Regions from separate parts of the Mus musculus genome. Here region 1 is linked to region 2. A link is a loop called in an ENCODE intact Hi-C map of the cell type or tissue named here. Cell type or tissue: left cerebral cortex. All regions are shown on one strand. Links, peaks and the distances in the headings refer to the core of each region. The heading gives the core; the rest is flanking DNA.

The links. Hi-C counts contacts between places; a loop is a spot of excess contacts. Peaks named below come from ENCODE experiments on the same cell type or tissue, not always from the same donor. Only the 100,000 strongest peaks of a DNase experiment are listed, where the experiment ranks them.
Region 1: a loop joins it to region 2, with 8 times the contacts of the local background. A loop is called at or near these places in 3 of 42 quality-filtered maps.

What each region holds. Positions count from the first base shown.
Region 1 is chr4:49,592,119-49,602,618 of GRCm38, forward strand. It overlaps Pgap4 (post-GPI attachment to proteins GalNAc transferase 4), which reads right to left and starts at 5,758. Exons shown (of 2, transcript NM_025944.4): 1 at 5,506-5,758. It overlaps Gm33106 (a long non-coding RNA gene), which reads left to right and starts at 3,721. Exons shown (of 3, transcript XR_390562.3): 1 at 3,721-3,762; 2 at 4,738-6,710; 3 at 7,437-7,654. In left cerebral cortex, for the core only: a CTCF peak has its summit at 5,719; DNase peaks (open chromatin) are centred at 4,851, 5,168 and 5,521; H3K4me3 peaks cover 2,256 bases; H3K27ac peaks cover 2,009 bases.
Region 2 is chr4:49,517,087-49,527,586 of GRCm38, forward strand. It overlaps Mrpl50 (mitochondrial ribosomal protein L50), which reads right to left and starts at 3,997. Exons shown (of 2, transcript NM_178603.4): 1 at 3,876-3,997. The coding sequence starts at 3,967. It overlaps Zfp189 (zinc finger protein 189), which reads left to right and starts at 4,090. Exons shown (of 3, transcript NM_145547.3): 1 at 4,090-4,509; 2 at 5,312-5,396. The coding sequence starts at 4,477. In left cerebral cortex, for the core only: a CTCF peak has its summit at 4,626; DNase peaks (open chromatin) are centred at 4,073 and 5,672; H3K4me3 peaks cover 1,992 bases; H3K27ac peaks cover 1,736 bases.

The sequences.
Region 1 (10,500 bases), core at 4,249-6,748, 76 kb after region 2:
TCGCAGGTAAATGGATGGAACGAGGAAAGATCATATTAAGTGAGGTAACCCAGATCCAGAAAGACAGACATCCTATGTTCTCTCTCACCTGAGGCTCCTAGCTCTAAGACCTCAAACGTTAGTGTCTGCCCTATGGCAACTGGAGAAACCAACAAAGTAAAGAGGGGGCATAGCTGGGGGAGGGAGTCGGGAGGGACAGAGAGAGAGGAAGAGCAAGGTACAAATGATTGGGTAAGTGGGTAAAATGGTGGGCCTTTAATTAGGGAGGTGGGGGAAGTAAATATCGAAGGTGGGCAAAATAACTAGTGAGCTCAGGCATCAGATCAGAGCCTACAACTACCACTTTACCAAACCATAATGCCTAGCTACACTCTAAATATTTGTCCTTATCCCCCACAGATAAGTTTAATCTCCACCCGTCATCTAGAAAACTTCCCTTAGCGACAGAAGGTGACTGTTACAGAAAGCCACAGACAATTAAAATGCCAGGTTGTGGAGCCCAGTCCCAAGGGATACACACACAAAATAATTCCCACACCTAAGGCTCAGGCAACATTGTGGAAGAAGAGGCAGAAAAAAAAAATTGTGAGAGCCAGAGGATCAGGAACGTTGCTGTGAGACTGTGCTCCAAATAGCATCAGAAGTTACAGCCATAAAGTCTCACCAACAATTCTGCCTAGGCATAAAGTGGAACAAGAAGGGCAATTGATGGACAAGAGAAAGTCCTCGAGGCCTAAACCCAACACAAAGAACTAAGAAAGACAAAGAAAGAGACGGCTAAATGCTCTGAGGAAAGTTGGTCTAGCAGCTTTCAGATGAAGATGTAGAGCTCTCAGCCCTGCCTGCACCATGCCTGCCTGGATGCTGCCATGTTCCTGCCCTGATAATGGACCTCTGACCCTGTAAGCCAGCCTCAATTAAATGTTGTCCTTTATAAGACTTGCCTTGGTCATGATGTCTGCTCACAGCAGTAAAACCCTAACTAGGACAGCAACTGAGCAGGCTATACTTAGAAACATTGGAACTATCTGCATTATCAATGCAGCATGGGATTTTTATTATTTTTACCTAAAGATGTCTCTTTTTTTTTTTTTGGTAATGACAAACATGCTTTTTAAGGGAAAAAAAAGGCCTGGTTTTTCTCAATACACCTTTAACAGTTTTTAAATTGTTTTATAACTGGTCAAGTTGAGATTTTTTAAAACCTCATTTTTAATTTGTAATAAAGTTTACCACTTGATTTTTTCAAAAAGAAAAAGTCAACAAACTGCAAGCCATCTGTTAATAAAGGTCTTTAATAATAATAATTATAAAAAGTATTTTAAATGTTCCATAACTATATTCTGAATGCTAAATTAAAAACCAGTTTAAAAAATCTCAGAGGGAGACACTGAGGGAGAAGCCTTTCCTCAGGCATGGGGCAGGATGCTGCAAACCATGATGACAGTGTCCCTTCCCATCTGACCCTCTCAAGCACGGTCAGTACAGCACTCTTTTCTGTAGACCTGGTCGATAACAGTTCCCCTGTATCTGCAGAGGACAGTCCAACTGCTTTGCCAAGACCCCCCAGAATTCAGCTCTGATAGTCTTTCCAACAGCACATTCCTTACACATAGCAACTCAACCATGGAAAAACAGATCAAGAGGTACAGGTCCCTTCTAAACAACAGCCTGGTTTCCCCGACAGAACTGACCACCTTTTCCTTACACATTGGGGCTTTCCTCAGAGCATTTAGCTGTCACTTTCGGCTTTAGATTGTACAGCCGTCCCTCGGGATCCAAGGTGGATTGGTTCTAGAACTTTCACTCCTCAGAATACCAAAATCTGAAGGTGCTTAGATTCTTTATATAAACTGTCACAGTCTTTATGTGCTCGGTCTGCACTTCTTAAATACATTACATTAGCTCTAATACTGGTCAGAACGCAGGACGCTATGGTTTTTGTTTAGGGAAGAATAACAATAAAAATTAATACAAACGTGTTTGATTTAAAGAAAATTTCATTTCTTGGATCATTTTCGATCTGAAGTTAGCTGGGTCCACAGATACGAACCCCGAGGTACGGAGTAGAATATCTACTTTCAGAGATTTATTACATCCTCTCTGCACACTCCAGGGTGTGTTAGACCCTTGATTCCATTTGGACCAATTGGCTCTCAGATAGCAATATGATTTAATCCTGTTTAGGTGGAAAAAAGATTCTATCAATCCATAAGCAGGAAATTCAAAGCCCACACACTGCCCGTGTTGCCTGATGCCTTTCACGACTTTACTCATAACCCTTCACTCAACAACCCTTTAAGTCCCTTCTTCTTTTTTTTGTTTGTTTTTTTGTTTGTTTTTCGAGACAGGGTTTCTCTTTATAACCCTGGCTATCCTGAAACTCACTTTGTAGACCAGGCTGGCCTCGAACTCAGAAATCCACCTGCCTCTGCCTCTGCCTCCTGAGTGCTGGGATTAAAGGCGTGCGCCACCATGCCCAGCTTAAGTCCCTTTTTACTGGGTTCAGTGTCATTTGTCTTTGATTTGCCTCACAGGCCTGGCACAGTAAGTACTCTATACCAAGAAGAGATTTAATGACTGTATTTTGGCCACCATGGCCCTCTTTATTTCTCTGCTATAAAACTGGGAGCAGCATACAGCCCAGTCACATACTGGGCAGAGAACAACTTATTTCTAACTTTGCCCAGCATTTATGTGACAGGGACTCTTTTAAGCATTGAGTGGATCTGCATAAAAAGCCTATAATAGTTATTAAATTCACTTTGTAGGTGGGCAAGCTAAGGCAGAATAAACTTGAAGTGGTTAACAAAGATTTTGGAATGTAGTAGTAAAAAGGTCAATCCAGGATCCCTGCTCTTACCCAACATGTACGAGAGCGTCTGAGCCCAAGAAAGTGAAATGAAAACCCATCAGCAACAGTAAGAACCACTTTTACGACACGGTAGGTAACAACATAAAACAATATGGTGTGTGTGTGTGTGCATGGAACCACTGGTTACCTCTGAAGAGACATACATACTATGTATTTATAAAACACATAAAATAAATTATTTCATCCCATCCATCAAACTTCATTGACAGAATTAAAAAATAAACTCAGGTAAAGTGGAAAAGAAATATATTTAGAATAAAAATGAAATATACAAATAATTTGGAGACATGGGCAGACTATACACATAAAATTATACTAAAGGATATTTTAAAAGTCACTAATAAATGCATTAAAAGAACACTTTCCTACCGGAAAGTCTCAGTTAATAGAGAGGTGGTCCTTTTTCCAAAACAAGTTTTGAGAATTAACACAATCTCAAATCAGTTTACTCCAAGAGGAAGCAATATGGCTTCAACAAACAAGCATTTGCACAGGAATTGGTAAATCTTACAAGGTAATTCCAAGGCACACCTTTTGATGTGGGATAGCAAGTAATACACCTGGCAGCAATGATGATTTATGCTTCTTAGAACCAGTAAGAATGTCTTCCTTAAATTTTGTTCGTAATAGGAAGGGCTGAGTGATAAATGGGACGAGAAGGGCAGCTATGTTGATTCAAATTATAGAAAATGTACATAGTATGACCATTTTTTATTACATATAGGGAATATAATTTAATGAAAGTGAGCTGAGAGGCATGAGAGAAGGTTTCCTGCTGGCTTTCTACATGTCTGCAAAGAACATGTATGACCTCAGTGACCTGTACTCAAAATTTCACTCCACAATGAGTCTTGTGCCAGACACATGGACGGTGAGCAGGGCAGCAAGTAAGCCTAAATCCCCTTTAATCCCTAATTTAAATTGCTACATTTATGGTGTATTAGATATCTTATATTTGTGAGTTTGTCCCTTTTCATTATTGTTGTTGTATTAATTCTTATTTATTATATTGAGACAAGGTCTTGTTATGAAGCTCAGACTGACATGAAACTAGAGATTCTCTTACCTCAACCTCCCTAGCACTAGGATTGCGAGCCTGGGCCACTATGCCAGTGTGTGCCATGGCTCTTGTTATTTTAATTACTGAGACTTTATAGCATGTTTTATTATCTTATTAAGCCTATTTTTTTTCTCATGACCCAGTATAATTCTCCTAGCTTTTAAAAACAACTTTGGTCTACAGCCACACCACCCTCAATGCCCCCAATCTTGTCTAAAAACAACTTTATTGAGGCACATTTAGTACAACAAAATGTACCATTTAATTGTTCAAATAGTTCAAAGTTTTGACAAATTGATAGTCAGATTACTATCAACACATTAAAAAATTAACGAAAGCATTTTAAAGAATGTTTTGAATTATAATTAGAAAAACTACTCCAATTAAAATATGGATCCATATAAATGAGCAAGTCAAACACAGGTAATTAGGTATGGGTTCCTATGGATAAAGGCAAGCAAATTAAAACTACATACCATTATTAATATAATTACATTATTAATAATAACTACATTGTTAATATTAACTTCAAATATAGAAAAATTTAAAGCTAAACAGAGAATCTCAACAATCTAAAAGATGTAGTTTTGTTTATATTTTTCTTTTTTTTTTTTCTTTTTTTTTTTTTTTTTTCTTTTTGCTCCATGCTTATCATTTCCATTTCTTTTTTTCTGGTTCTCATCATATTAAGCATTAGACGAACCTTGTTTGCTCTTCTGGTCTCATAAACTATGTGGCGCATAAAGACCCCCTAGAAATCCTCCAATAAAACTATTTCCCATACATGGTTTATTTCTCTCAGGGAAACCGGCGTGCACTTGCGCGCACACCCACACCTGCAGTTTCTGGTGATAATCCGCATGGTGAGATCATCACTGAAGCCGCATTGTGGTCCCGCAGGGAGAGCAAGGGTCGAGCAGGAGATGCCAGGTCACTGTGACCTGCGGGGGTTCAGGTCCCGCGACAACCTCCTGAACGCAGTGCGGCACGGGCGACGCCTGGCACAAGAACCTGAGCGAAAGCTGCGACACACCCATCCATCCACTCTGGGGAAAATAATAGTGACTGAAAACCCCTAGCTTGGCATCTAGGGCCCTCGCTGACCTTGGGGAGTCCCCTCTGCCCACCGGCCTCAGTTTGCCCACCTTCAGGCAGAGACTGCGAGTCCAGCGCAGTGGCGTTCCAGGCGCGGGCGTTCCCGGGAGCGGGAGGGGCGCCTTCCTCCGGTCACCTTCGCTGGAGGACGCGCCCCGCCGAGGACGGGCGGAGGGGCCCCCGCTCCCGGGCAGCCATTAGGGGGTAGCGCTCAGGCCGGCCGCTGTGTGGGGCTCCCGGGCTGCATCCTCGGGCCTGGTGACAACCCGGCCCGGCCGGCGACAGCCAAAGAGCGAGGCGACCCGCCTGGTGCCACAGACGCACCGAGGGCGGGGCCGCGGCCGAGCCAGCCTGCGGGGCTCAGGGCGGGGGACGCAGGCCTCGGGAGCACCACTCCCCTCATCGGCCGTCGCTCCCACATCGCGTCCCCTCGAGGGCGCGCTTCTCCGCGACACCAGCCCGGCAGGAAACCTACCCCGTGGAGGCGTCAGCTACGTCCTGGCTTGCCAAGGCCACCGCCGCTGTAGCCCAGGCCACCGCTGCTGTAGCCCAGGCTGGCTGGTCTCGATGGTGGCGCCTTGGCAGAACCCTGCCGGGCGGAGAGTAGCGGAAGGCTCGCCTCCTCCAGCATTCGCTCCGGTGCAGGGCTCCCCTCGCTCTGCCAGGCCACGTGACCTGAGAGCTGCGGAGCAACTGCAGCCCCCAAAGCTGGCTTGGGGGTGGGGGTTGCGGGGCGGGGTGGGGGAGAGGCAAAAGGCGCCAACTGATGGGCAGCGAGGGAAAAGCAGGGTCGCTCCCAAGTCAGGAGAACAGGATGATGTCCCTTTTATAATGTGAATGCAAGCCTAGGTTTTATTCCATCAGGTGGGCACAAGAAGAAAGATGTATTTTAATAAAGCATCTCGCCCTTTGCGGAAGCGTTTGTGTAGAAACCTATTTCTCTGTTTCTGAATGGGCTTTAATCTTCTAAACGCCTTCTGTTTAAATGCAAAAGCCCCTGGGAGACATAACTGGAGAGGGAGAAAAATATACGCACTGGGGTAGAGTAATCCTGACGTGCAACACAGGGAAAGCATAGGAAATGACTCAAGGAAGGGGGAAAAAAACTGCATGTCTGACTATGAGAAGGTAAAAAACAGCCAGCTTAGTACCCTGGCCTCACCAGGGCTCTCACCACCATACATCTTTGTGGCCATTTTTATTGCTTCTATTCCATGTCAGTTTGCCAGTGTAGGCTAGGACTTAAATGAGTATTTTGGATGTACATATAATAGGAATTTTTTTTTTGGTGATCATAATGTTGTATTGTCTGATCATTATCACTTAAATACTCAGGATGGAAACAAGTTGCAAGATTAGGAGGCACCGATAGAAAATATCCAGTAAAACCCTTTCTGTAACAGGGTACATACGAGTTTACAGGGTTAAAAAGAGGAAATTCCATAAGTAAATTATTTGATGCAAAAAATGAGATCATCATCTTGTTTCCAGATGTTCTAGCTGCTTTCTACTACAGAGGCGAACAATCCTGAGCTCAGCCTATTGAGCCAAGTTCCTGCTGTTGAAGCCTCTCAGAACTCATGTCACTGGGGTTCTTTGTGTCCACTTGAAGGAGCCTTGAGGTGATCGCAGAAAAAGACAACCAACTACAAGAAAGGCCATGATATCTGCCTGATTTAGGTGAAAATTTCTTGTCATTTGCTTGTCTGGTTTGTATGTTTTAGCTGTGTGTACTGGCTGGTTCTGCGTGTCAACTTGACACAGCTAGAGTTATCACAGAGAAAGGAGCTTCAATTGGGGAAGTGCCTCCATGAGATACAGTTGTAAGGCATTTTCTCAATTAGTGATCAAGAGGGGAAAGGCCCCTTGTGGGTGGTGCCATCTCTGGGCTGGTAGTCTTGGGTTCTATAAGAAAGCAAACTGAGCAAGCCAGGGGAAGCAAGCCAGTAAGAAACATCCCTCCATGGCCTCTGCATTAGCTCCTGTTGTCTGACCTGCTTGAGTTCCAGTCCCGACTTCCTTCAGTGATGAACAGCAATGTGGAAGTGTAAGCTGAATAAACCCTTTCCTCCCCAACTTGCTTCTTGGTCATGATGTTTTGTGCAGGAATAGAAACCCTGACTAAGACAGCGTGTGTTTTTAACTTTGTTGGTAGTGCTTCTTTCAGTGTTTTATTCCCAGTTCTTTTGAGATTAGAAAACTCACCCGTAAGATTTTGTTCACTAAGTCTGTGGAGAGCTTTTCTTTAACGGTCCAGAATAAAGCCTGTCTTTGAGGAGTGTTCCATGTGGCCTTGGAGCGATACATGCTGGGCAACTGTTTGGTTTTACAGTGGTTTCATTATTTTAAAGCGTCCTGTCAGGCATAGTACTGTTGACACTGTCTTTCCTGGTTTTGACTTTCTAGCTTTGTCAGCTGTGGAAAACTGTCTGTGAAGATTAATGAAGCTGTGCATCATCCACTTTCTTCTCACTTTAAATGTTCACACGTCTTATCATATGTTCTATTGCTCTGTAATCAGGCGTATGTACACGGATGACGGCTCTCCCCTCTACCAATACAAAGTGCCTCTACCTTTGGCAGTATGTTTATAACGCATCTGATAATAAACCAGCTATTCCGGCTTTCTTCTCTTTTCTCTAGACGTATCTAATGAATGACAAAACAAAACAGGCCATTGCTGGTATTGCATTAACTCTGAAGTCTACAACTTTCTCCAAGGACTATTGGGTGTTGCTCTAGCACACAATTTACTTGCCTGGATTCAGTGTTCAATTTCACACTGTGTGTTTCCTGCAATAGCTGATATCTCGGATCATTTTTCCTCCTCTCCTTTTACCCCTCCCCATCCATCCAGCTTCTGTTATACTTGCATAGGCTCCCCACTCCCCCACGGTGTCTTGTCTGTATTCCAGTAGATTTGCAATCACCTGAAGATTTGAGAAGATTCTAAATCCAGTTTGGGGGGATTTAGTTTATTTCTGTTTTCTTGTATTACACCTCCCTATCTAAATTTCTAGCCTCTCTTCCGCCTCCCCCTGAGCTGATGCCCTGATGCTTCAAAGCTGAGTAAGGCTTCAGCTCTGAGCTTCGTGGACTTTATCCAATTGCACACACACAGCAAAGCAAAAAGTATGAATCTCACCCAGGGCAGTTTTATCTTTCAAACATAGACCCTCTTTTGATGTGTATCTGGGGTATTTTGTTTGATTTGTTGGCCTCTTTGCCTGGGGCATTGCCAGTGAGTTTGAGAAGTTCAGAAGTCAGCGGGGCTGTGGCTGCAGTTTATACTAAGGTGAATCTCAGTCATTCTGCTGCTCTCTGGCTTCTAGCATTTTCCCCTCATTTCCCAGTTCTCCTAGCAGTGAAGTGTGTCTAAAGCCACTGTGTACTTGGAATCCTCTTTTTTCTGCTTCAGTAGCTGTGAAGATTAAAACAATGGGAAACCAACAAAAACAAAAATACAAGTAGAAAATGTCACATTTTGTTACGGTTTGAATCTGAAATGTCCTTGCACACGCATGTGTTGACCATTTGGTCCCCATCTGGTGACAGTATTTGGATAAGCTCTGGAAGCCTTGGAATGGATGCCTAGCTGGAGGAGGGAGGTAAGTCAGACCTGGCCTTTGAAAGTTATACCTGGTCCCTAGTCCCTCCCTTGCTTTCCTTCTTTCAAGTGGTTTCTGTCTGTCATTCTATCACAATGTGGAGAAAATCAGGCAATACACAATTTATCAAGTGGCTGCCTCCTTCAGATTGCTTTTTGGTTCTTTTTACATCTGGCCAGAATTTATAAAGGTCTTCTGCAGAAAATGTAATGCATAAATCCACCCAACTCCTACCAGAAATTGGAGTATTAATTAATTAATGAGATAATCTATAATTACATTTGTTTGTTCATTTGTTTTTAGTAGGACTGGCTGGAACTGATTATGTAGACCAGGCTAGCAATGAACTCACAGAGATCCACCTGCCTCTGCCTACTAAGGCTGGAATTAAAGTCATCCAAAAACATGCCTGGCTGGGACCTCCATTTCATTTATGTACCATGTAGGCAGAAAAATAGGCAGATGATTTTCAGTTGTATGTCTAGGTAATTGTTACATTCTGTCTCCTTCCCTTATTTTCCCACAGATGCAGTTACTCACACGCACATCAAAAAAGAATATGTTAAAAAAAAAAAAAGAAAGAAAGAAAAGAAAATCGATTCTGTAAGCATTGTTTATGCAAACTTGAAACCGGAGATTTGGAAAAAGCATTACAATGCTCTGTCAGGAATGCAACAAGATATGAGGACAGAGAAATTAGCATTTGAATAACAGGAGGGTAATCTTTAATCTTTACACACTGCACAGAGACATCATGCCTACAATATTTCAACACATAAATGCTTTCTTTTTAAAATTAATTTCAGATTTAGAATAACACATTGTGTGTGTGTGTGTTTATGTGTATGGCCCGAACTGTTCGAAAGGGAACATTTACCCTCTTAGGCTCATCACTCTGTCTTTACTTCTGTGTCTTATGAATGTTTCTGTGTGAATGGATGGCTGCTTGACAGTAACTTGGAGTCCTGCCCCCTTCTCCTGAAATCCTTCCACATTTATTTTATAAATACAGAGACAGCCTGCCCAACCCCAGCACACATCTCAAAATTGGAAAATGAACCTTGAAAGACTATTTATCTATTTCACAGCTTTTATTTAAATCGAATCCATTGTCACAGTAATGTCCATTTCAGTAAACAAAAAGGAAAAAAGTCTAGTTTGGATGCAGATCCAGAATCATAGTTTGTGGTTTTGGGGTTTTCTGTTTGTTTTTGTTTTGTTTTGTTGTCATATCTCTTGAATTTCTCTTAATCATTGTCTTTCTTTGCATCAGTTTCTCACTTTAGACATATATATATATCACAGTTTTAGTATCTGCAGGTCTCGGTGACTCACTGGGCAAGGGCGTTTGCTGCCAAGCCTGACAGCCTGAGTATGATACCCAGGGCTCTCCTGGTGGAGTCCCCTGACCTGCACACACACACACACACTCCAAATAAAAGAAATTGGTGTAAAAGGAACCTCACTTATTACCTCACAGTTCTGGAAGTTAAAAGTCCAAAGTTACGTCAACGTCAGGGCACTGGCAAGCGGTTTCTTCTCTGGCTGCTCTGAGAAGAGAGTCGGTTTCCTCATCTTTCTTCAGTCTTCCGATCCTGTTTATGTTCTCTCTTGGGTGAGCATCTTCCTGTGTACTTTGAGCTGGCCGCACTTCCCTCTGTTACTGACGCTGGCTCTCCTGCCTCCTGCTTACTAAGCACAGTAGTGATCGTACCTGGCACATGTGGATAATCCAGGAGCATCCTCTTCTCAAGTTGCCCCGCTTAATCACATTTGCTGTGGACGGTGAAGGGTGCTTAGGTTGACGGGGATCAGGAAAGCAGTGGGTCAGGGGATTTGTCATCCTGCCGCAGTGTTCATCA
Region 2 (10,500 bases), core at 3,502-6,001:
TAATCACCAGAAAGGCAAGAGAAAAAGAATATTAACAAATGTATCAATACTAAGCAATATACCGTTGGGTCAACGAGGAAATAACAAAGGAGCTTCCAGAGTATCTCGTTATCATAAAGGGCCGGAGACTTGGCTTTGTGGGTAAAATGCCTGCCAAGTGCGGTGGTTTGAATAGGGATGACTCCCATAGATTTGAAGGATTGGTCACCAGGGAGTGGCACTATTAGGAGGTGTGGCCTTGGTGGAGGAAAATATGTCTTTGGGGGGAGGACTTTAAGGTTTCAAATGCTCAAGCCAGGCCTAATGTTTATTTCTCCTCCTGCCTGCAGAGATGTAGAACTCTCCAGCACCATGTCTGCCTGCATGCCACCATGCTTTCTGCCATGATGATAATGAACTGAACCCCTGAAACATAAGCCAGTCCCAATTAAATGTTGTCCTTTATAAGAGTTGCCGTGGTCAGCCTCTCAGGAGCCTGATATAGCTGTCTCCTAAGAGGCTCTGCCAGAGCCTGACAAATACAGATGCAGATGCATGCAGCCAACCATTAGACTGAGCATGAGGTCCCCAATGGAGGAGTTAGAGAAAGGACTGAAGGAGCGAAAGGGGTTGCAACCCCATAGGAAGAACAACAATATCAACCAACCAGACTCCAGAGCTCCCAGAGACTAAACCAACCAAGGAGTATACATGGAGGGTCCCATGGCTCCAGCAGCATAGCAGAGGATGACCTTGTCGGGCATCAATTAGAGGAGAGGCCCTTGGTCCTGTGAAAGGTTGATGGATGTCTCAGTGTAGGGGAATGGCAGGGTGGGGAGGTGGGAGTGGATGGGGGAACACCCTCATAGAAACAGGGGGAGGGGGAGGGGATAGGGTATCTCAGGGGAGGGGGAACCAGGAAATGGGATAACATTTGAAATATAAATAAAGAAAATATCCAATAAAGAAGAAAAAAGAAAAGAAAAGAAAAGAAAAGAAGAGAAGAGAAGAGAAGAGAAGAGAAAAGGAAAAGAAAAGAAAAGAAAAGAGTTGAGTTGCTGTGGTCATGGAGTCTCATCAATAGAAACCAAAACAACCAAACATCAGGACTGTGTTCAATACTCAGCATCCAGGAGAGAAAATTAACAGAATGTGTACATGTTTGTAGTCAGAAAACTGGAAAGGAGGTCTCAGGGCTGGCTAGTCTAGTCAAGTCATAGGGCTCCAGGTTTAATGAGAGACCATGTCTTAAACTATAAAGCAGGGCATGCCTGAAGAAAACACTCAACTTCACACACACAACACATACACAATCACACACACAGACACAATATCTTGAGTTGGGTGAAAATGTATAACATAACAGTGCTGGCTACTTTTCTGTCACCTTGGCACAGCTAGAGTCATCTGGGGAAAGGGAATCAATCTCACTTAAGGAAAGGCCCCCACAAGACTGGCCCATGGGCCAGCCTGTGCCCGAGGTATTTTAATGATTAATAATTAATGTGGGAGTGCACAGGTCACCTTGGGTGGTGCCACACTTAGTCTGGTGGTCCTGTGTGCTAAAAGAAATCAAGTAGAGCAAGTTACACAGAAGCAAGCCAGAATGCAGCACTGCTCCATGGTCTCTACATAGTTCCTGCCTCCAAGGTTCCTGTTTTGAGAGCCTGGCCTGACTTCCCCAGATGATGGACTGACCCCAAGCTGTAAAATAAAATAAACCCCTTGTTAGTATCAGGCACACCCATGAACAACTGGAAGCGACTTCACAGCAATCAGGTGTCTTTACAGGCAGCTCTCAGACCCAGAGAAGAGACATGTCCTCTCTAGAAGACAGTGTAGCTGCTGGCTCCTGCTGTGTCTATTCACCCTGCCCCCCTCTCTCTTTCCTTCCACACTCTCCCAAAGGCTGCCTCTGACCCCCTCCCAATAAACCTCCCATGTGAGACCTGCTGCACGGTGTGATTTATTTAGAACCGTGACGCTTATTTCTAACACTCCTTCCTCCTCAAGTTGCTTAGGTCATGGTATTTTAATCACAATAGAAACCCTAACAAAGACAATAACAAACATAAAAAGAAAGCCAGCACTAAGGTGAATTTATAGTAATAAATGACTACATCATTAAAGATTTTAAGCAACTTAATATTGAACCACATGAAACTAAAAAAAAAAAAAAAAGAAAAAAATGTAAATCCCAAAGTTAGCAAAACAAAAGCAATCATAAAGAGCAGAGCAGACACAAATCTCATAAAAAGAAACCAACAAAACTAAGGGCTAATACAGAAAACCTCAAAACCTCATGTAATTAAAATCAGAAATATACGGCGATACAAGAGATGTTTCACAAATAAAAAGTTACAAGAAGGAGCTTTACAGGCTGCAGAACCTAAAAGAAGCAGTTAAAGATCCCAGGTACATATAACCCTAAACCAAGAAAGAATACAAAGCCTCCGCCAGTCAATAGCAATCAGAGACATTTAATAAAGAGTCAGAAGTCGAGGGCTGGAGAGCTTTGAGCTCAGAAGTTAAGAGAACTCGCTGCTCTTCCAGAGTGCAGTCCTCAGCACCCACCTCAGGCTGCTAGCTCACAATCTCTTGTAACACCAAACTCAGGGGATCTGACGCCCTCTTCTGTCCTCCGAGAGTATCAGCACACATATATTTATACATACACATATGGACATAAATAAAATAAATCCTCAATAAAATCAGTGGTTTCTCTAGAGAAATAATAAATCACCCCCCCCCAAATGATCAAGAAATCTGGTTTGTTTATAACAGCAGGAAAAAAATATTTAGGAAAAAATAACCAAGCAGGTTAAAGATCTATACTCTAAAACTCTAAACCATCCATGAAAGAAACAGAAAACACACATATAAATGAAGAGACAGTCCATGTTCAATGACTGTTCCATGTCTGCACTACTTAAATACTTAACTCAAAAAAATCGAATGGCTTTTCCCAAAGACATAAAGAGCAATCTTAAATTACGAATAGCTGCAGCAATCATGAGCAAGAAAAACATGGAAGAAATTATGCTTCAAGATTTAAAATTCTAACACAGAGCTATGATGATTGACAATAAACAAAACAAACAAACAGAACGCAAAAAGGGATGTAAAAAGGTGGGATTGGCCTGACTGCTGAAATCTCTCCTCTATGTGAATATACATCACTACATCCATTTACACCTTAAAGAACGGTTACCTGAAAAATGAACAGTTTATCACCAACTGCCCCCCTTCTCCTATGAGGACAAAGATTTGGTCTAATTAACCACTTTATCTTTAATATTTATCATATAGTAAACACTAAAATATCTGTTGAGTGAAAAAAAAAAGAAATGAACTTGGGACATCTGACACTAACCAGGGAAAGGTTAGAGTTAATACATGGGGTGAGGATTCAAACTTCTAACTTAATACGTTCGTTGTTCTCTGAGGTCCCAGCGGTTAAATTTTCAGGCCCTAAATATTATCTAAGTAATATACATAGATCCCACAGGATGCAGTGAGGAAAACTGTGGATAAGCAGTTAAGTCACGGGGCTTCTGGATCCACCATGTGCGTGCTTCTCTTCAGTGGGCCTCAGTTCCCTCCCGTGTGGAACTAAAGCGTGGGAAAGAGAGTACTGCTGGGTACACACTTAGAGACACGGAAGGCATTTAGAAACTATTTGTTGTATGCATCAGTGAAATCTGGGAAAGCGCACCGTGTTGCCGTTAGAAGCGGTCCTGCCAATCGCAGAAACGTAAGCTTTTAGCTCGGATCCCTACTCCACGCTAACTCCTGAAGGCTCAGGACCAGGGTCCCATCTTAACCCTCTGAACTCGTCCCCTCCGCTTCTGATTACTTACGTGGAACTTAGACCATTGAGAAACACTCAGATTTACCTGGATCGAGACCAAAATTCTCTACGTGTTGCCAAGGGAAGCTTCCACAGCCAGCCTCTTCTTGCTAACCGAGACACGATCAGCGCCGCCATTCTCGACAAGCAACCCAAGAGCGCCAGACGTGCCCGACTCAGCCAATCAGATGAGAGCTTACTTCAGCGGCCCCTGACGTTGCCCAGACCTATGCATTCCGGGAAATGTAGTTCGCTTGCCATTTACGGAAGAAGGCGGTGGCTCGCTCCCTGGGCATGTTGGGAGTTGTAGTTGGAGCGGTTCCGCGAAGGCTCCGGGTAACGCCTTCTGGTCCGGGGGTGGTCGGTAGTAGTGCAGCTTGACTTTGAGGCGGAGGAATTGGCAACAAGGAGGAGATATTACAGGGAGACCCTAAGGCTAGGCAGCGGGACAGAGGACTGGGTTTGGGGTTGGAGGACAGCCAGACAGAACGTCTGATATGCCCCTAGGAACTTGACCGCTCCGAGACAGAGGCAGGACCACACCAGACCCATCCGGTGAGCCCCTTCTCGCCGAGCCTTATTTCCAACAGCCATCTAGGCCTCATCAGAGCCCCAATGTCGTGTGGCTGCTATTCCTGAACGAGGCGATGGCGTCCCCAAGCCCACCGCTGGAGCCAAAGGTGAGTTGCCCTTTCAAGAGATCTCCGTTATTTCGCCACTCCCAAGACAGCAAGGCCGCGCCATCACCTCTTCCCCTGTCCCCCTCCTGGCCATTTCTACAACTCTTAAGAAAGGACCCCAGTCAACTCCTGTGTACCCCTTGCTGCGGGACATACCCCTTGCTGCAAGGTGCTTTTAGTTCACTTACAAACTCCCCAAGGCCCCTTTTTCTTTTTTCCTTTCTTTCTTTTTTTCTTTTTTTCAAGAGTAACTTGATAAATCGGCTGGGGAAAATTAAGACTGCTCCAAGTTAGATCTCATTTATGAGTTTCTCAGGTGAGGCACTTTTTTCTTTCTTTTCTTCTTTTTTTTTTTTAAATCTCGTCTGTCCTCTGCAGCTAGCACAATGTCTGAACTCAAGGTGAGTGTTTAGAAAACCTAATGGAACTGCGTCGAATTGGGTCCCAAGCTGGTGTGGGTAGAAGCTTGGGGCGAACAGTGAGGCCAGGGAACGTTGGGGTGGTCTTAAGGCTGTTAACTAAAAACAGTCGTGGTATTAGTGTGTAATAACGAAAGCAGAGAAGACCTTCAGTTTGGAAGGCGTGGATCTAGACCAGTCCAGATCCTTTTCAGTGTGAGGTGCCATGAATTGAGCACCTTTTGGAACTCTTACTTACCGTGTTCCTCCTAGTGAATGGGAGCATGGTAAAGTGACAATAACTTCTCCCACTTTCAGTGGAGAGACCACTGGAACTGACTACAGAGAGAAAACAATTCCAGCAGTGGCTGACATTTGAGGCTATGGCTATGTTTCTTACTCAGGAGGAGTGGGGTTATCTGGATCCAGCTCCGAGAAGCCTGTATAAAGATGTCATGATGGACAGCTACGGAAAGCTGGTCTCGCTGGGTAAGAATGCACGCTTTTTCTAACTAAAATATCTAATAAGGTACTAACACTTAAACCCAGAATGCGTCAAGCAGTGTAACTGACACCAGCACTATTTTGTCCCAACCTTCTGATTCGGATCTTTCTACAACTCTGGTCTCCCTCGCTTCCTTGTTAGCAAAGGCTGGCTTTGGCAGCTTCAGAATCTCATTCCCAGACGGCTCTGTTGGCTCTGTACTTTCCTTCCCGGTTCATCTTCCCACGGCTCTCCTCCCACCCTCTTTTCACTCTGCCTTCTGGAGCCTGGGCTGCTCATCACACAGTGTTCCTTACCGCTCCGGCCTACACTGAAAGCTGGCACAGAGCCGAGCACACCACTTCTCTGGCAGACCTTCAAGTGGGGGCTGCTCATTCTCCCGGGTCCTCCTTCCTCTTGCTTTGTCTCAGGACTGGGAGGCAGAAGTTAAGTGTTCTCCCAGCTCTCCCAGTGCTTGTCCCAAAGCATTTATTTTTCCACCTTCCAGGAGCATGTCCTCATGTGGGGTCAGCAGTCCTGTTTCCCCCAGTGCTCCTGTTTATCATCATCTGTCACGACCCTCCCACTCCCACTACCTCCCACCCCCACCACCTCCCACTACCACCCCCCCACCACCACCACCCTGCTTAACCCAGTCATTGAGTGAGCTGCAGTGGGTCTTGATCCTGTAAACTTCAGGAACCCTGCTTTCCATACCATTGACTCTGGCCTTAATTTTGTTATGACAAGCAAGTCTGAAAACACAGTATCCTGGTCTCTGACCACTGTTGACAACTAAACAAAGAGCCAGAAAGGCTTGCTTCTTGCCCTGGTGGAGCCTAACTGCAGCTTACATTTCCGTCTTTCCTTCACCTTTCCACTTGAAGCAATTCATTCATAATGCATTTTCCGTCCCGTGATGTGTTCATGTCTCCCCCATGGTTTCAGTTCTCCCGACTTGTGAAGATCTCTTCTAATTGCCAGCATGTTGTCTGGCCACTTTGATACTATTGCTATACTTACTCTGCAAATTTCAAATCATGTATCTTTTATAAGATCTGTCCCTTCTGTCCCCTTCTACCTGATTCCCAAGCATCGCAGGATCAGTGTCCTACAAGTATCTAGTGAGGAGGGTTTTTTGTTTTCTTTTTGTTTTAGTTTGGTTTGGTTTGACTTCTTTGAGACGGGTTCTCACTGTGAGGCCCCGGTTGGCATGGAACTCACTCTATAGACCAGGCTGGGCTGGAGGATCAAGCGAGCCTAGGGCCTTGTTGATGCTAAACATCTTCTCTACCAGTGAAGTACAGCCCCAGCTCTTTACCTTAGTAACCCTTGTTCTAATATAGATTTATATCATGGTCTTCCCAACTTGGGGGAAAGAAAGAAACTTAACTGGACCAATGGCTCCCTCATGCTGTTTTCTGTGACTTACTACATTTCTTTTGCCCGTCAAGGTTTTATTAATTCCTGTGTATTTTATACAACTCTACCTTCTCATGTCTGTGATTTTTGTCTTGCCTGCTCAGACTCCTCAGACACATTTTGGACCTTATTCTACCTTTTTATGGATGTTTATGACTTTGTTTTAAGACAGGTTTTTGCTTCAAAGCCCAGGCTGGCTTCAAATTCACAATCTTCTTGCTCCAGTCACCCAAATTACTGAGACTTCAGGCATGCCCCCACTGCACATCTGTTTAAAGCTCTTTATAGCTTTTTTTCTGTTTGCTTGTGTTCCTTGCTCTCTATACCCTTTGCTCAGAGGGCCTTCCCTGTACTCAGATCATTGGCTGCCACCACTCGATGGTAAATCTCATCTATGAGAGGTAATATGGCACCCACCTACATCCTACGTGTGAATCTGACCTCTTCCACTGCCAGTTTCGTGACTGTGGGGAAATCTTTTCATTTTTCTTCAGTAAATGGAAATAGTAACAACATGTACTTCTTAGGTTGTTGTTTCTCTAACTGGGCTAATATATAGGTAAAGTACTTCAAATGCTGATCAGCGAATAATAAAAATAATGACAGTCTTAGTTGATGTTTCCTGTTTTACACCACCACCTCCCCCCCCCCCTTCATTTGATTGATATTTTTTCTTTTCACCTCTATTGAGTATCACATTTGCAGTTTTCTTCTTTTGGAAACAATGTAAGTTATGTCTGACAAGTCTCAGGAGTCTCCTCTGCACAGTGAAGTTCCCCCTCTTTACTACTTTGTCTTGACTGCCATTTCTATCATTCTGCAAACCATTCTTTATGTTCATTCTTAGGACACACTGGTCAGCACTGAGGGCAGTAACTGTCTTTTTCATTGCATGTTTCCAGCACTTACCATAAAGCTAGGCCTGAATCACATGCTGCTTGAATGGTCATGTTTCTGGGGAAGAACACAAGTTAATTTAAAAACTGTTGCTCGTGGTTGGATTATTGCCTCAACACTAAACTGCTTAGCACTAACTACACTAAGTTCTCACCACCAAGATGATTTTGTACTTGTATATGTTTAAAACTTTTGATGGTTTCTGGTACTTTAAGGGATAAAAATCTTAATTTTCTATCACACTGGAAGCTGAACAAGTTCAGCTCTTTTCTTTATTTAATATCAAGTACAGCTTCTCACTGTTCTTTATTTTACTCCTTCCACGGTCTCTTCAATAGATGCTGCTTCCGTTCCCTTGATGAGTGCTCCCTACCTTGATGAGTGCTCCCTACCTTGATGAGTGCTCCCTTAACCCCAGATCCCTGTGCTCTTCTGCTCCAATGTACTATTATCCACTTCATCTGATAGTTTTCAAAACATATCTCTTTATAGTATTGGCTCTTCATACCTTTTCATGATGATTTTTTTATCTTCAAATTTTTAATAGTAACCTTGATGATAAAGATAATAGCTAATCACTCAGTTCTTTGGTTGTTATTTCAGTGACTCATGCTGGATCTCCTAAGAACTGAGAGTCATTGAGCCTACAAAACCTTGAGCTCAACTTTTTTCTTTTCTTTGACCATGTTCTCTCCTCAGTTAAAGTACTCGTTCTATATGAGCAGTCACTAAACACTGTGCTAGGCCCTACAAATTCCAGCTCTCCATTCTCCAATTTTGTTAACCAAAAGAATTGTCCATCATATAATCTGTTAGGTAGCAAAATTATCAACTGTGGCCACAGGTCAAATCTGTCCCACAGTCTGTTTTCATAAATCAATTTTTTATTCAAACAGGCAAACCCACACCTTAATGCAATGTCATTAATACTTTTGAGCTATAATAGCAGGGATTATATAGCTAGAGTGAAAATAATGTCTGACCCTTTATGGAAAAAGTATAAACTACAGTTCTAAAGTTGATTTAGAGTCATGTTACCATCAATATCTTCTTAGCCATCAGATTATTAGTCCTATTTAGTGGAAGATATTAATTAATGCTAGTATAAGCCACTAAGGGGATTTTTTAAATAGGGCCATATATCTTATACAAAAACAGGCATGATTATAGCTGATGCGAATAGTACTGGAAGAAGTTAAGTCAGTCACAAGAAGTAAGGGATTGTGTGTATGGGTTTTGTTTTAGTCAAATTGAGCTGCTGTAATAAAGACTGTAAGCTAGGTGCTGTAAAAACAGTTGTTTGTCTCTGCTCCCCTAGATCTGTGAAGCACCACCAAACAGTCCATATTGCATCCTCATATTTTGCATAAGGAGAAATTATATATTTTCAATTTATGTTTAGAATTCTTTCCACAGTTCTGAGGAGCTTCCTAAAGGTCTCAGAGTTTACCATTTTGCTGAGGCGCAAGCCACACCTTTGCTCCTAGACTCTGTAGTATTTACTAGCTGATTTTTGTGGTAATGCACATATACCAGAAAAATCTTATTTTCTTGAATAAACAGCCAGATAAAGGACAGAGTAGCAATAGTTTCCAAGGAAACTTGTTGCTTACTATGGTTATTAACAAAAATAGTTAGCATTTAAGGAAAGAAAAACACCTAAATCTATTTGGTAAATTTTGCAAGGACTTTTTAGGGTAACTCCTTTGGGCCAAGTCCCAAAGACCCAAGGGCATCTTTGGTAAACAGTGTTAAAGAATGACTATTAAGTGACATCTACAAAAGTATGATGTCAAAGACTGGACAAGTGATTTCCCCATGTATTATATCTTACCTATCGAATAGAAAGATTGATTGAGGCTTGGGGGCCATATCATGACAAGTTTGATAATATCATAATCAAAAGGAACTATCACTTCATCTTAAAGTGATGTGGTTGGTAAATCCTCAGGTAATGACATGAATAGAATTTTATTTCTAAACATCTGGATCCATAAGGCTAATGTAGTGCAATGGCAACCTTAAGATAAATGGGTATCTGGTTATGAAAATTAAGGTAAGAAATAGATATTAGAAAGAAATCTATAGTTTCTTCAGATTAACAGAAAAAAGGGAGAAATCTAGGATTTGAGAATAATAAATAGTGGTGTAGATTAGAAATGAAGAGACATTAAGAGATGATGATGACGACGACGACGACGATACATTTAACTGGAAGGTATTTTGTATAGGGATATAATCCTGAGTAACAGCTACACAAAGCAGTTGTCAAAGGTAGATGAAATAATGAGGTAAATTCAGTAGAAAAAGCCAGACAGAGAGAGAGAGAGAGAGAGAGAGAGAGAGAGAGAGAGAGAGAGAGAGTGAGTGCATCAAAAAGAGAAGCAGGGTTAAGAAATGGGCGTGGTGGTGCACGCCTTTAATCCCAGCACTCGGGAGGCAGAGGCAGGCGGATTTCTGAGTTCGAGGCCAGCCTGGTCTACAGAGTGAGTTCCAGAACAGCCAGGGCTACACAGGGAAACCCTGTCTCAAAACACACACACACACACACACACACACACACACACACACACACACACACACACACACAAAAGAAAAAAGAAAAGAAAAGAAAAGGAGTGATCAACAATATTGGATGCTGCCGAATAAAATAAAGACTATAAAATTCACTGTGTTGTTGGAAAGTCTTTAGTAATTTGGTGAGAAGTTCTCTCTCTGTTCTCTGTTCTAGAAACAAAATATGCTTTGTTGTAGCTTACAGAATAAATCTAATAGGGAGAAGGTGAGGAA